2 separate regions of the Mus musculus genome follow, and region 1 is linked to region 2. A link is a contact called in ENCODE Hi-C or POLR2A ChIA-PET data. All regions are on one chromosome and are shown on one strand. The core of a region is the stretch at or near the end of the contact, and the rest is flanking DNA. Distances in the headings are between cores, read along the strand shown. Region 1 has its middle 14 kb from the start of Gm26422. Region 2 overlaps Gm39833 (a long non-coding RNA gene).

Region 1 (6,731 bases), core at 3,578-6,077, 160 kb after region 2:
TCCTTCTACCATGTAGGTTCTAGGGATCAAACAAGTTGTCAGTTCCTAGTTTCCTAGTTTCTATTTGTTTTTTTTTTGTTTGTTTGTTTTTAAAGATTTATTCATTTATTTTATGTATATGAGTGCACTGTTACTGTCTTCAGACAAACCAGAAGAGGGCATAGGAGCCATTACAGATGGTTGTGAGCCACCATATGGTTGCTGGGAATTGAACTCAGGACCTCTGGAAGAGCAGCTAGTGCTTTTGACCACTGAGCCATCTCTCCAGCCCCCTAGTTCCCTAGTTTTAATGTACTGTCAAGTAAGATTGAGACCTTGGATTATGCAAATTTAGCCTTATAGGGTGTCTTAGTGACTTCGGTGGATACAGTTTCAGCAATATAGGGGAAAGGAGAAGCCAGAGTAGGTGACTACAGACAACATCAGCTCTAAAGATAAAGGAAGGAAGAAGGCTGCAGTTAAAAGAGAATGTGAAGTCCAGGCAAGCTTCTGAAAGTGATTTGGTGGTTTGTAGACAGGTTTTTGGTTTGGTTTGGTTTGGTTTGGTTTGGTTTGGTTTGGTTTGGTTTGGTTTGGTTTGGTTTGGTTTGGTTTGGTTTGGCTTTGCTTTGCTTTGCTTTGTTTTCAAGACAGGGTTTCTCTGTGTAGCCCTGGCTATCCTGGAACTCACTCTGTAGACCAGGCCGGCCTCAAACTCAGAAATTCGCCTGCCTCTGCCTCCCAAGTGCTGGGATTAAAGGCATGGGCCACCCACTGTATATATATACCCGGCTGTATACAGTTTTTAAGGGGTGAAAAGGGAGTGTTTTCCTAAGATGAAAGTGGCTGCCATATTTTTAAATGCTACTAGGAAGAACTGGGTAAAAAAAATTAAAGATAGATGTGAGAGACAGAATAAATTAAGAGTTCCTAAGAAAGTAGCTACGTATAAAGTCCAGGGAACACAAGGAACTACTAAGGGACAAATGTCCTCTGCATTGTAACTGAGTGCTAAGTGTGTGTGTGTGTGTGTGTGTGTGTGTGTGTGTGTGTGTGTTTGTGGTGGGGTGTAAATCCTTTGTGGTAGAGCCTTAGATGGGGTCATAGGATAAGGATATTTAGGAACTCTGTGTCTAATGGTTTTAATGTGTGATATGAAGAACAGACTCAAGCCAGGCACTGAGAAAAGGGGCACACACTACTCAGGAATGAGCTTGGAGGAAGGGAGATGAGTTCAAAAGTGGCTTTGGGAAGGAATGATAGACAAATGTCATCAGGAGATTGAAGGCTACATATATGTTTGAGATCATGAGTATATGAAACCTGGACCCTTTCTTGCCTGGGCTTACAGAAGGTAAGGGTGTGTAGTGGCATTCTGAAGCCAGCTCCCTCCCCTCCCTTCCCCTCCCCTCCCCTCCCCTCCCCCCCTCCCCTCCTCTTTCTTTCTTTCTTTCTTTCTTTCTTTCTTTCTTTCTTTCTTTCTTTCTTTTTCTCTCTCTCCCTTTCTTCCTTCCTTCCTCCCTCCCTCCCTCCTTCCCCCTCTCTCTTTCTTTCTTTCTTTCTTCCTTCCTTCCTTTCTTTCTTTCTTTCTTTCTTTCTTTCTTTCTTTCTTTCTTTCTTTCTTTCTTTTTCTCTCTCTCTCCCTTTCTTCCTTCCTTCCTGCCTCCCTCCCTCCTTCCCTCTTTCTTTCTTTCTTTCTTTCTTTCTTTCTTTCTTTCTTTCTTCCTTCCTTTCTTCCTTTCTTTCTTTCTTTCTTTCTTTTTCTCTCTCTCTCCCTTTCTTCTTCCTTCCTGCCTCCCTCCTTCCTTCCCTCTCTCTTTCTTTCTTTCTTTCTTTCTTTCTTTCTTTCTTTCTTTCTTTCTTTCTCTCTCTCTCTCTCTCTCTCTCTCTCTCTTTCTCTCTCTCTTTTTCTTTCTTTCTCTATGTCTCTTTTCTTCCATTTTAGAAAATGAAAGGCAAATTAATCTTTGTGAGGAGGAAGTACACAGTTATTCCGTTACAGTACCTTGTCAAAAGGGTGTAAGATAATGCTGCAAGGACCGTGCTGTAGGGAGTGACTGTGTGTAAACAGGAGGTGACTGATCCTTCAGCAAGTGTCTGCTGAGTGATGTTTGGGAAGTCCTGAAGAGGGGAAAGAACACTTGAGGAAAAGGTACTTTACCAAACAAGCTGGAAGGTTGGGAACTTGTCAGCAAGAGGAATGTTCGAAAAGGTAATTTCAGAGGTGGCGACAAGTGACAGAGTGTGGTTTTGGAAGAAGTGACCAGAGAGTGATGGAGAAGGCAGACATTGGGGAGTTGGGTGGAATCAGGAGCAAAGAAGTTGCATGAGGTGGGCATTCAGTTAATACAGAAGATGAAGGGTATTACAGTACACAGTAGAAGACTGGGAAGGTCAAATGATCCAAATCTCATTTTGTTTGTTATCAAAGTAGGGGAAGCCTAGGTGAAGCAAAGAGAGTGACATAGATGACACACCACCAAGTTTACCTCCTAACCTTAATGGACTAGTATGGTGTGCCTGTGCACATATGTGGGTGGGTGTAATGCTGATCAGAAAGGGCCATAGGATAAGGTGTCTCCTAAGGACAGAGGAAGGTTTTAAAGAAGGCAGAAGAGTTAGTGGGCATGGAGAAAAATCTTACTGATCATGAATAATGATGACCCCCAGAGAGCAGGGTGAAGGATCTCAGATGGAGAGGCTGGAATGGGGTTGAAACAGCACTGGATCAGAGCCATAGCCTTGTGTAGACAAATCTGCAGAAACAGAAAGAAAATGTGTGTGTGCATGGGATAGAGATAAGAATGGAAACTGACTAAAAATGTATAAGAGAAAACCTTTGGACCTGATAGAGATGCTGTGCTAAAATTAATTGTGGTGCTGTAGTTACAGCTATGTGAGAATGTCACAACAGTTGATCTGTAGATTGACGATGAGTGAATTTATTGTGTGAAAGCTATATCTAAGGAAAACTATTTTAAGTTCTTAAAGAACCATCCACATTTGAAGGTTTAAACAGATAAGTCACCTTCAAAGAAGGTGTCAGAATAGCAGACAAGCATGAGACACTGTTCAAGATCATTAGTACTTAAAGCGAAAATCAGAGGCACATGGTGTCATCCTAGATGCTGAACAGAAAAGTGGACAATGTCAAATGCTGGGGAGGAGGAGACTTCAATACTCTGCTGCTAGAAAAAAAAAAAAACTAAGCAAAATCAAAACCAACTTCAAACCTAACCTCTAAGGCTCATTGTCTCCATGGCTACATATGTATCCAGGAGAAATGAAAGCACATCCCCAAAGCATGCAGAAATGTCACAGCAACTTTTTGTTAACACTCTTTATTGTAAATAATCTGAATGTTTTTAAGTAGTAAATAGATTAAAAAAAAATCATTGTGTTTCATAAAATACCAGACAATGGAGTGGAGGTAAAGAGAGAGAGGGTCACAGAGACAGACAAAGAGACAGAGACAGTGGATATATCCGTCATGAATGAATCATATAATTCTGTTGCTTAAAAAAAAATCTATACCCTAAATCAATAAGTAGTAAGGGAAAAAATGCTGACACCATTGCATATACTAGCAAGATTTTGCTAAAAGGACCCAGATATGGCTGTCTCTTGTGAGACTATGCCAGGCCTAGCAAACACAGAAGTGGATGCTCACAGTCAGCTATTGGATGGATCACAGGGCCCCAATGGAGGAGCTAGAGAAAGTACCCAAGGAGCTAAAGGGGTCTGCAACCCTATAGGTGGAACAACATTATGAACTAACCAGTACCCCGGAGCTCTTGACTCTAGCTGCATATGTATCAAAAGATGGCATAGTCGGCCATCACTGCAAAGAGAGGCCCATTGGACTTGCAAACTTTATATGCCCCAGTACAGGGCCAAAAAGTAGGAGTGGGTGGGTAGGGGAGTGGGGGGGGGACTTTTGGGATAGCATTGGAAATGTAAATGAGGAAAATACCTAATAAAATATTTTTTAAAAAGTAGTAAGGGAAAACAAATAAGATAATTTTATTTATATGAAGGCAGTTCATTGTCTAGCTGGGGACTGGGGTGAGTTAGGAGGTAAGCGGAGAAACTGTGAAAGCTACAAGAAGTCTTCTGAGAGAGGTAGACATGCTTGTTAATTTTAATTTGGTGATAGTTCATAGGTGACCTAATACCTTCAAACTCATCAAATTGTGCATCTTAGTATACAGTTTTCTTTGGAATATCTACACTATATATAAACTACGTGTGTGTGTGTGTGTGTGTGTGTGTGTGTGTGTGTGTGTGTGTGTGTAATATTTCTTTTTATGTCTCCTGGTGTAACCATTTATTTTTCAGCAGCTAGCAGCAAGTCACAAGAGAAAGCCAAGGCTCCCATTATATAATGTCCCCTGACAAGTGTCAGAGCATCTTAAAAGCGGCCACTGACTCCTTCCCTCTCATTACCCTATCTTCAGGCAGGATGCAGCTTTGCATCCTAATCTGAGACCTAATTGAAGCCATTTTAAGTTAAAGGGGGTTGTGGGGTAATGAGGTAAACCTAAAACACAACAGCCTATGAAAGGATACAAACGCAGGGATACAGACGCAGCCACTCTGAGATTTCTCAGTATTCTTGTTTGGTTTTTATGGTCTCAAATCAGCTGTCTTTCACAGGCCAGAAGAAAGGCTCCAATACAGCTTCAAATTCCCTTTATTAGAGCCTCACAGCCAAAGGGAACTAATTCTCCACGAAACCACAGTTTACAGGAAAAAGAAGAAAAGGCCCTATCTCACATCCAGGGCTTGCAATCAAAAGGTGGAGTCTGGAGGACTGGTTCCTGCCGTGCAGACAGGGGGACAGGAGTGAGGAGAGGTGAGCAAAATGGAGACATGTTAGCCAGAAAGTTTCCATCACATCCAGGATCCTAAACTCTGGCAATATGCAGACACTGTGTTTGTTTGTTTAGTTGTATTCTGTTTTGACTGGCTGTGGCACCAGGCCTGCATTCCTTTCCCAGAACTGCCTTATCCAGAAGATAACTGGTAACAGTCCCCAGGAGACCCTCCCTCGGCCTATCTAGAAGGCATTTCCTATTTGCTCTTTCTCAACCATAAAACAGAAAAGTAAGGTAATATTCACTTTTTACCACTCACTAAAATAGCAGCTGTAATTTCTTTTTTATCTTCTTGCCCCATTTATCTTTCAAATCCATTTCTCATCCCCTCTCTAGCTGCAGCCAAGGATGTTTATATCTAAAATGACTCAGGAAGGAAGTAGGGTTTGGCAGACACTCGCCTGCTTTTATATGCCTTGGGAACAGGCTCCTCACCCACTGAGAATAAGGTCAGTTTAATCCACTCCCGTGGGTAAAGTTAGTCAGCAAGGACTTGTTGAATCACCCTGTCCGAGTTGCCCAATAACAGCAAAAATGAAGCAACTTTGTATTGTATTAAGAACAACTGTTGAGTTAGGAATGGGGTACTATTTACGGTGATATCAAATAACAAAAGATGCTTCATTTTACGAATGTCAAAACGTTTACATTTCAAGTCCTCTTTGGCTCTGATGGAAGTTGAAAGTTGTTGTTTAGTAGGGTTATTTTTCTTATTGTGTTTCTCTCTGCCATCAGAAACACAAAACTAAACTATCATCTTTTCATATTTTATTTAAAAAAATGTCTATTTGCTTTCAGAATCCATTATGAAAATAAAAGTCATTTCTACCCTTGTCTAAACCACTGCTCTCAAAAGTACGTTCTTTGTTAGTTAGTTTTCAATATTTCCAAATTCACTTCAAAGAGCCTGGTTAATATTTAAAAGACTTTTCCCGAAGTCTTCCACCTCAGGCATAATTTTTATCTTCCCATGAGCATCCCTGCTGTAGGCCAATTGGGAATTCTAGTAGAAGAATTTAAGCTTCTTGTGGTCCAAATCTACCAATAATTCCCAGACACATCTTTTTCACTGGCTCTCTTAACTGTGCTTTTTCCTCTCTCTCTCCCTCCCTCTCTGTCCCCTCTCTCTCCTACCCTGTCCCCACCCCCAGTATAACTATATAATTTCTAAGCCATCACTGTGAAGTGCATTATACCATTTGTCTTTTAAACCTTTAAGGCTTATCACAGACCTAGTGTCATCCGTGAGGCAGACGGAAAGCTATTCAGCTTCTCCATTTGGAGGGAGGATGGAGACAGCGAAAGCCCAATGGCTTTTCACCAGTCATATGGCAGGACGACCCTGAAAGACTGAGAAGAAAACTAGCCAACTGCCTAACTCCATTCTCTCCACTCTATGGCTCAACCCACCAGAGCTCACTGTCCATAATTCTCTCAGCTAGTTCACAGGAGTTACGCAAGCCGACCTTTCTATTTTCAAATTATAGACATAAACTGCTAGTCCCTAACTGTTGATTTTAGACATTAACTTCTTCTTATGCTAAGCGGAGATTTCACCCCAGCAACCCATTTTCTCCACACAATGCATTTTCAATCACATTTTGTGATTCTGAAATCAACACTTCTAAATAGTCTACCTTCCACGTGTTTACCTTGGTTTTGTTGTTGTTTTTGTTGATGTTTTGTTTTCAAATGACCTGTCTTATCAGCCACTCCTTTTCCCGATGGACGTACACCCCCGCGCCCACTCCCCAAGTCCTTTGGCTGAGCTGTCTGCTTCCTGTACCGCAGTGCTTTCTAGATCCCTGCATCTCTCTGTCGCTCCTTTCAGTCCTTCTTTTAAGTGGAAACATCTCAGCTTCTCAAGGAAGAGAT
Region 2 (6,550 bases), core at 3,382-5,881:
TCTTTCTTGTTTTTTGAGTTTTTTTTTTTTACCTTAAATAAATGACTGAATGCATAAAAAACAGTAAATAACAAAATACTATAATCATTTGTTCATCAAAAGACTGTTGAGAAAATGAAAAGAAAGCCATAAAATGGAAGGAAATATGTGTAAAATCTCTGGATTTGTGTGTGTGTGTTCTCTCTGACTCCATGTCTGTCTGTCTCTGTCTCTCCCTCTCCCTCCCTACCCCCTCTTGTGTATATATGTGTGTTCTGTCTGTCTCTGTCTTTATGTCTTTATGTTTATGTATTCATTCATGCATGGGTGTTGTGCATGCATGCATGTGTGTGTGTGTATGTGTGTGTGTGTATGTTGCTGGGGATTGAATTCAAATCTCCTGTGGTGTATATGTATGTGTTCTACCTGTAAACTACCCTTATTCCTGACACTGTACTTTACCTGGGGTATATAAGTTTATTTAAACTCGATAACAACAAATTTCTAGATACCTGCTGAACAGCCCCAACCTGGAAACCTAATATCGGAATCGCTTTTACATCTGAAGCTTTTCAGCAGCAAGATGGTGTTACAAATAGAAAATTCCTTGCATAACCTATTGTAACAGGTGACCATCAAAGCATGGATACTTTAACAGCCACGGTATAAAATAGCTTTTCAGCTCTGCATGCAAGATGTCTGTGAAACACACCCCTGAAATTGTTCACTATGTGTAAACAAATATTCCAAAGTCTGAAACTGGTGATACTGCTTGTCTCAGGAATTACAGATAAGTATGTGAAAAAGACACTCTTTCAAAAATGTAGAAGTAATATAGGCAATGATCCTCAGCACTGACGATGACAAGGAGACAAAATGAGCTAAAACTTCAGTTACCAGCCCGAAACCCCTAAAGCGACTGCGGTTTAAAGCCGATGATGTTTTGTACTGGTGATGACGTGGTGTAAATGAGGACGTGTGAGGGCTGCTCACACACTGCTACAGGGGTTTAAGAAATGGCACATCCACTTTGGAAAATGATGACAGCTTCTTACAGTGCTAAAAATAGATACCATAACACTCACTAATCTCATAGTTCTTTTAGTTGTTTATACAAGAGAATGAAAATATACCTTTATATAAACATTTATATTTAATCATTCATAGTGGTTTCATTCATAATAGCCCTAAACAGGACAGGATAATATATGCCCCTCAACCGGTAAGTGGGCGAAACAAAGGTTTGGCTTATCATGCTGTGTTAATCAGGTTCTCTAGAAGAATGGAAGTGATGGAATGAATCTACGTATAATAAAAGGGGACTTATTAGAGTGGCTTACAGGTTGTGCCTGGCTAGTACAAAAATGACTATCTCAAAACACTGTCATCCCAGCAGTAGATTATTGCTCTCTAAGGAAAAAAAAAAGAATTAAAGGTTGCTGTACACATTGGCATGAAAGATACTTACAAACTTTTGCTATAAAAAAAAAAAAAGAAGCTGTTTAGAAGAGTGTATACTCTGTGATCCCTTTAAATCAAGTTCTGAAAGTAGAGAGCTATAGTAACTGAACAGCAGTGGCTGGTTGTCAGGGCTTAAAAATGGAAACAGGGCTTAGATACAGAGGGGAAGGAGGAATCCTCGTGGTTCATGGAGATATTCTATGCCTGCTGTGGTAGTGACTGCATAGGTATATGCATTGGTCAAAAAGTAATCAGATTTTTATATTAATTAAACTTCAATAGGGGTGATTTAAAAGCTGCTACCATTAGTAATTTTTCTACTCATGAAACTTACAGAACCTCTTAAAAGTCTGGCAATGCACTGCAAGAGTAAAGCCTTGCAGAGACAGGTGTTCATGGCGTCTGTGGGCATGGGCTCACATTCATACAGGTGCTGATTTGCTTTCATCTGCCAAAGTCGCAAATGCGTATAGTCATTTCTTGTAAATTACTCTATTCAACAGAAAAAATAGAAGACTGTATATATACATTGTACTTTTCTAGTGTAAACTATAGAAGCTAAGTAGTGGCTTAAAAATACAAGGATAAAATGAAGAATTAATGAAGCCTACATAATACAAATGCAGATGTTGCAGGAAAAATATCTAGAGAAGAAAGAAATGTTTCTAAAGGAAAAAAAAAAAAAGACCATGGTGCTAAATAAGGATTTGGAGGGAACTAATTATGATGCAAATTGATTAGACATTTAATTAATGTTCTTAAATTTTTCAGACATGCATGAAAGATGAACAAATGATGTCTATAAAGGAAGTTATGAACATCTTGAAAACACACTCATTAAAATGTATTAAAAACATTCAACTCAGCCTCACAAGCTACAGATGACATTATTAAGATAATTACCCTCTTTATTCAAGAAATACTCACTATAGGCTGTGTATTCACTGAGAATATAGAATGTCACTGAAACTATAGAATCCTCCAATAAGACCTTTCTTCAGAAAGTTAAGCATTCTTTATTCATTTAGTTTATTTTTGAGATGGCAGTCTCAAGAGGCTGCCCAGGTAGGTTAGCAACTCCTTATCTCAAGCAATCCTCCTGCCTTAGCCTTCTGAGTATACTGGTCTACAGGTACAGTCCAGTACACCTGTCTAGAAAGGTACGATTTTATTTTTGAACAAGATCCAAATTCACTTTTTAAATATTTAAAAATTTTAAATAAATATAAGCTGGATTATGGCGCAGAATACCTGCAAGCTTTGGGGAGGAGGGAGCTGGTCAGCGAGGTGAGACCTGAGAGTGTAGGAATGAAATGGGTGGGGCTATTTTCCAGGGGGAGGAGCATCTTTAAGTGGGGGGAGGGGAGAAAGGAGAGGGAGTGACATGCTCAGAGAGAAGGATTTCAGATGAGAGGCATGGAAGATGAAGCTGGGTGAATGAGGAACTATTAATATGGAGAACTTGAGCACTAGTTTGCATACCTAAACTTGGATGTCATGGTAGCTTTGAGCAGGATTGAGCTCCCCACAGCCCCACCCCACATGTTTAGTGGAATTTCACAACAGCCCATCTGCAGTAACCACTAGGATGGATTGCAGGAGTGAGTGACTGCAGGCAGAGACCAGTTAGAAAATGGCTGTGATAAATGAGCTGTGAAGTGACAGCCAGGGTTCTGGACAAGGACGGACTTGGCTACAAAAAAAAAAAAAAAAAAAAAAAAAAAAAAAAAAAAGTCAAGAAGGCATGTCTACACAATAGAATAATAGAATACTACACAAAACCCTGTAAGTGTGGTGAGGTGGTGAGTGATCAGACACATAGGATGTGGGGGTGTGGGGGGGGGAGAGGGAGGGAGAGAGGGAGGAAGGGAAGCAGAGAAGGAGATAAGGAGATAAGAAGGAGGGAATGCAGGGTAGAGGGGGGAAGGGAAGGGAAGGGAAGACTCAGAGGCGGCTCTGGAGTCTGAGATTGTCACACAGATTGTCACACAGACAGACAGAATGATAGCAACGTTGGCAGAAATGAGGAAGCCATGAGGACTCTCTGGTTTAGAGGAGAAAGCTTTTCTATGAATCTTAAATACTGGTGTTGGAGCCTAGCATTGAATATCAAGTAAAAATGTTAGAAAGGAAGTCAAATACTAAATACAGCTTCCACTTCCCCTTCTGCTAGTCTTTCCTCAAATACATGGTCAGCTTGTATAACTACGGGTGGGTTTTAGTGCTTGCTTTTCATAACATTTGAGTAAGTAGGTCAGTACTACCTACTTTGTAGATAAGAATCTCTTCTGCAGCCCCTGAAACCAACCCTCCACTTATTGCCTTATGGGAACATTTGACTTCCTAAGGATCCTATCACTATAGATATTGTCCCCAATCCCCTCTTCCTTTGGCTTCCCTACTGTTGCCTATAACCAAGGCTATCAGCCAGCTTTCTTTCCTTACACTGAAGCTTCATTTCCCTATTTATTCCTCCAGTCTCTCTGATGGCATTTAAAAATTATCCAGGTCTGATTCCTCTTCTCTTCTCTTCTCTTCTCTTCTCTTCTCTTCTCTTCTCTTCTCTTCTCTTCTCTTTCTTCTCTTCTCTTCTCTTCTCTTCTCTTCTCTTCTCTTCTCTTCTCTTCTCTTCTCCCCTCCCCTCCCCTCCCCTCCCCTCCCCTCCTTCTCTCTTTTCCTCTCCCCTCCCCTCCCCTTCCCCCACCCCCTCTCTCCTCTTTGTTACTGGGATGCTCTGTATATAACTAACTGTATGATACTTACAGTAAGTCTAAGGGAAGGTTGACCTTTTTTTATTACACACACACACACACACACGATAGCCTTCCTAGGAAACTGAGAAATGATATTTTAGCATCTCAGGAAAAAAAAAAGCCTCATCTAGAACCCCACAGGATAAACCCAACCACCAGATGCATGCCATCTATACCAAACACTGAGGACTTTTCTGCTGAATGTCGCAGTCCTTGTTGCTTCCTGATGCCCCATAGATGGTTGCTCTCCCTTTCCTTGCCTATATTCCAGTCTGCATCTCGTGGCCCTTGTGACTCCTATGCCTTCTAATGTAGACCATCTAAAAGAAAGAAAAACATGCCAGTACCCAGTGAATCCGGGTAAGGAGATGTTAACTTGGTCTGAGGGTGCTGTATCATTCCAGTGGATGACTTTTGGAGTTGTTTTCTTCTGGGGGCCTCCTGGTGCACATCCCCCTCCTGTTCCCTCTGGACAGCTGATTGTGCCCTGAGTGCTCTTGCTTCCCCGTTCTGGTTCCCTGTGTGCTTCTGCTTGCCAGAGTGTTCCTTTTATCCCCTTTGGTTTAATTGCCATGCAAAACCCTCTGTTGAGCTTTTAATTAGCAAGTTATCCCAGTCTGAAAACTGGAAACCCTGGGCTCTTTCGGCATATATTAAACAAGCTAAAATATGAAATTAAAGAAAACAGAGTTTTAGCCAACAGAAACAAGTGACTCATTTCCTTGTGAAAACACACTGGGTTTATGTTACTCTGGCAACAGGATTCCGGAATAGCGTCCTCCTCTCCCCCGTTTGGAGACTTTATGTGTTTCTGCTACAGTCAGTGTTCCACGGTGACCTAATGTTGAACCAAGTCTCTGGGTGAGTCACGAGGCGCAAGAGCAGTGGATTTTCTTTGAGATAGCGCATGCCCTGTCCCTTTGACCAAAGGAAGGAAAGTTTACTTTGTACAAGTGTAAAAGGATCCTAGGAACTCTCGGCCAGGGCTGCTCTGGGACAGAAGTGTGGTCCTGCTGTTACTCTCAAAACACCACCATCCCTTCTAATGTGTTTGAATTCCAAGTGCCTGTTGTTCTAAAGACAGCTGATTAAATCATAACGTACAACCTGTGTGCGCACCACATGGGGAAATGAAGATTTAGAGATTCACTGCACAAGACTCCAGATGTTTCTCGGGATTCACATCATGGGCGGGAACTTCCCGGTGCTTAGGGTCAAAATTTCGACCTACACCACTCCAAATCTCTACAGCAAAAATGTGCTGTGCAAAGCGGCTGCAGTAGCTCTCCTCGGCGAGTTTTTCGGTGCTCCGAGGCTCTTGAGAGGAAGTGAAGAGCGTCTTCAATTTATCAAGCTCTCGCTGCTTGGGATTTTAAGTTTCCAGAAGTTTTGTGAACAGCTTTAGGCATTGGCTGGATAGTCAGGAAAGTGTAACCATTAGGATGAGCTAAGAGTATGTGAAGAGTTTTAGTTTCCCCCCAGTTGCTACCAACTGTCTGCAAAGGAGAAGTCCAGCTTTTCTCAGTTCTGTTTCCCTCCCCATAAACTGTCTTCCCAGTTCTCCTGGATTTGTGGAGAAGGAACACAGTAAACAAACTAGGATTAGACTGGACATTGGGAGAGCATGGGGAGGGATGATTTAGTGACAATGTATACTGCATATCTTATTCCTATATGATGTCAATTTATGAAAAGAAATGCCGGGGAAGAAAGCTGCATAGGTAGCAGAAGACAGCCTAGTTGGCCATCACTGGGAAGAGAGGCCTCTTGGTTTTGCAAACATTATATGCCTCAGTACAGGGGAATGCCAGGGCCAAGAAGCAGGAGTGAGTGGGTGAGGGTATAGGGAACTTTCGGGATAGCATTTGAAATGTATATAAAGAAAATATCAAATAAATAAATAAATAAATAAATAAATAAATAAAATATGCTATGCTATGCTCTGCATGAGCTTTATAGTCAAATCAGGGAAATGTAAATTGTAATGATGAAGAAATAAAAACTATTGCTCAAAGGGAAAAACAAAAGAAATATTAGAGAAAGAATTCAAGTTGAGATAGAGGAGGTTGATTATTTTGGTTTTTTGTTCTGCCTTTTCTTTGAAACTTAGGAAGAAAGCTCCAGTGATATTTATTATATATAATAGAAACAGATGGTAGGGAGACAAAGAAGACGGTTGTTTTTTTCAAGACAGGGTTTCTCTGTGTAGCTCTGGCTGACCTGGAACCTGCTCTGTAGAGGAGGCTGGCCTCAAACTCAGAGACTGGCCTGCCTCTGCCTCCAGAGTACAGGGATTAAAGGTGTACGCCATCACGACCTGGCAATGCAGAAGGTTTTAAGGAGAGCTGGAGGCTCAC

What was found. A loop is a pair of places that touch in the nucleus more often than their neighbours do. ChIA-PET counts read pairs that join two places held with the same protein, here RNA polymerase II (POLR2A).
Region 1: a loop to region 2 is called in a map of heart, with 2.8 times the contacts of the local background. The contact joins two enhancer-like sites. A Hi-C loop is called at or near these places in 1 of 37 maps with a recorded cell type or tissue (heart). POLR2A ChIA-PET finds 5 or more read pairs at or near these places in 1 of 5 experiments (Patski).

Annotation. Positions count from the first base shown.
Region 1 is chr2:61,290,489-61,297,219 of GRCm38, forward strand. No RefSeq gene overlaps it. Among named protein-coding and RNA genes, the nearest start is that of Gm26422, 14 kb to the left of the region's middle. Within about 2 kb of position 4,828, at least 1 of the 3 ENCODE cell types and tissues checked has a DNase peak (open chromatin) inside an H3K27ac peak, as active enhancers do; it is heart, where a contact is called at or near this core.
Region 2 is chr2:61,134,105-61,140,654 of GRCm38, forward strand. The region is part of intron 2 of Gm39833 (a long non-coding RNA gene); the gene reads left to right. Among named protein-coding and RNA genes, the nearest start is that of Gm39833, 9.7 kb to the left of the region's middle. Within about 2 kb of position 4,632, at least 1 of the 3 ENCODE cell types and tissues checked has a DNase peak (open chromatin) inside an H3K27ac peak, as active enhancers do; it is heart, where a contact is called at or near this core.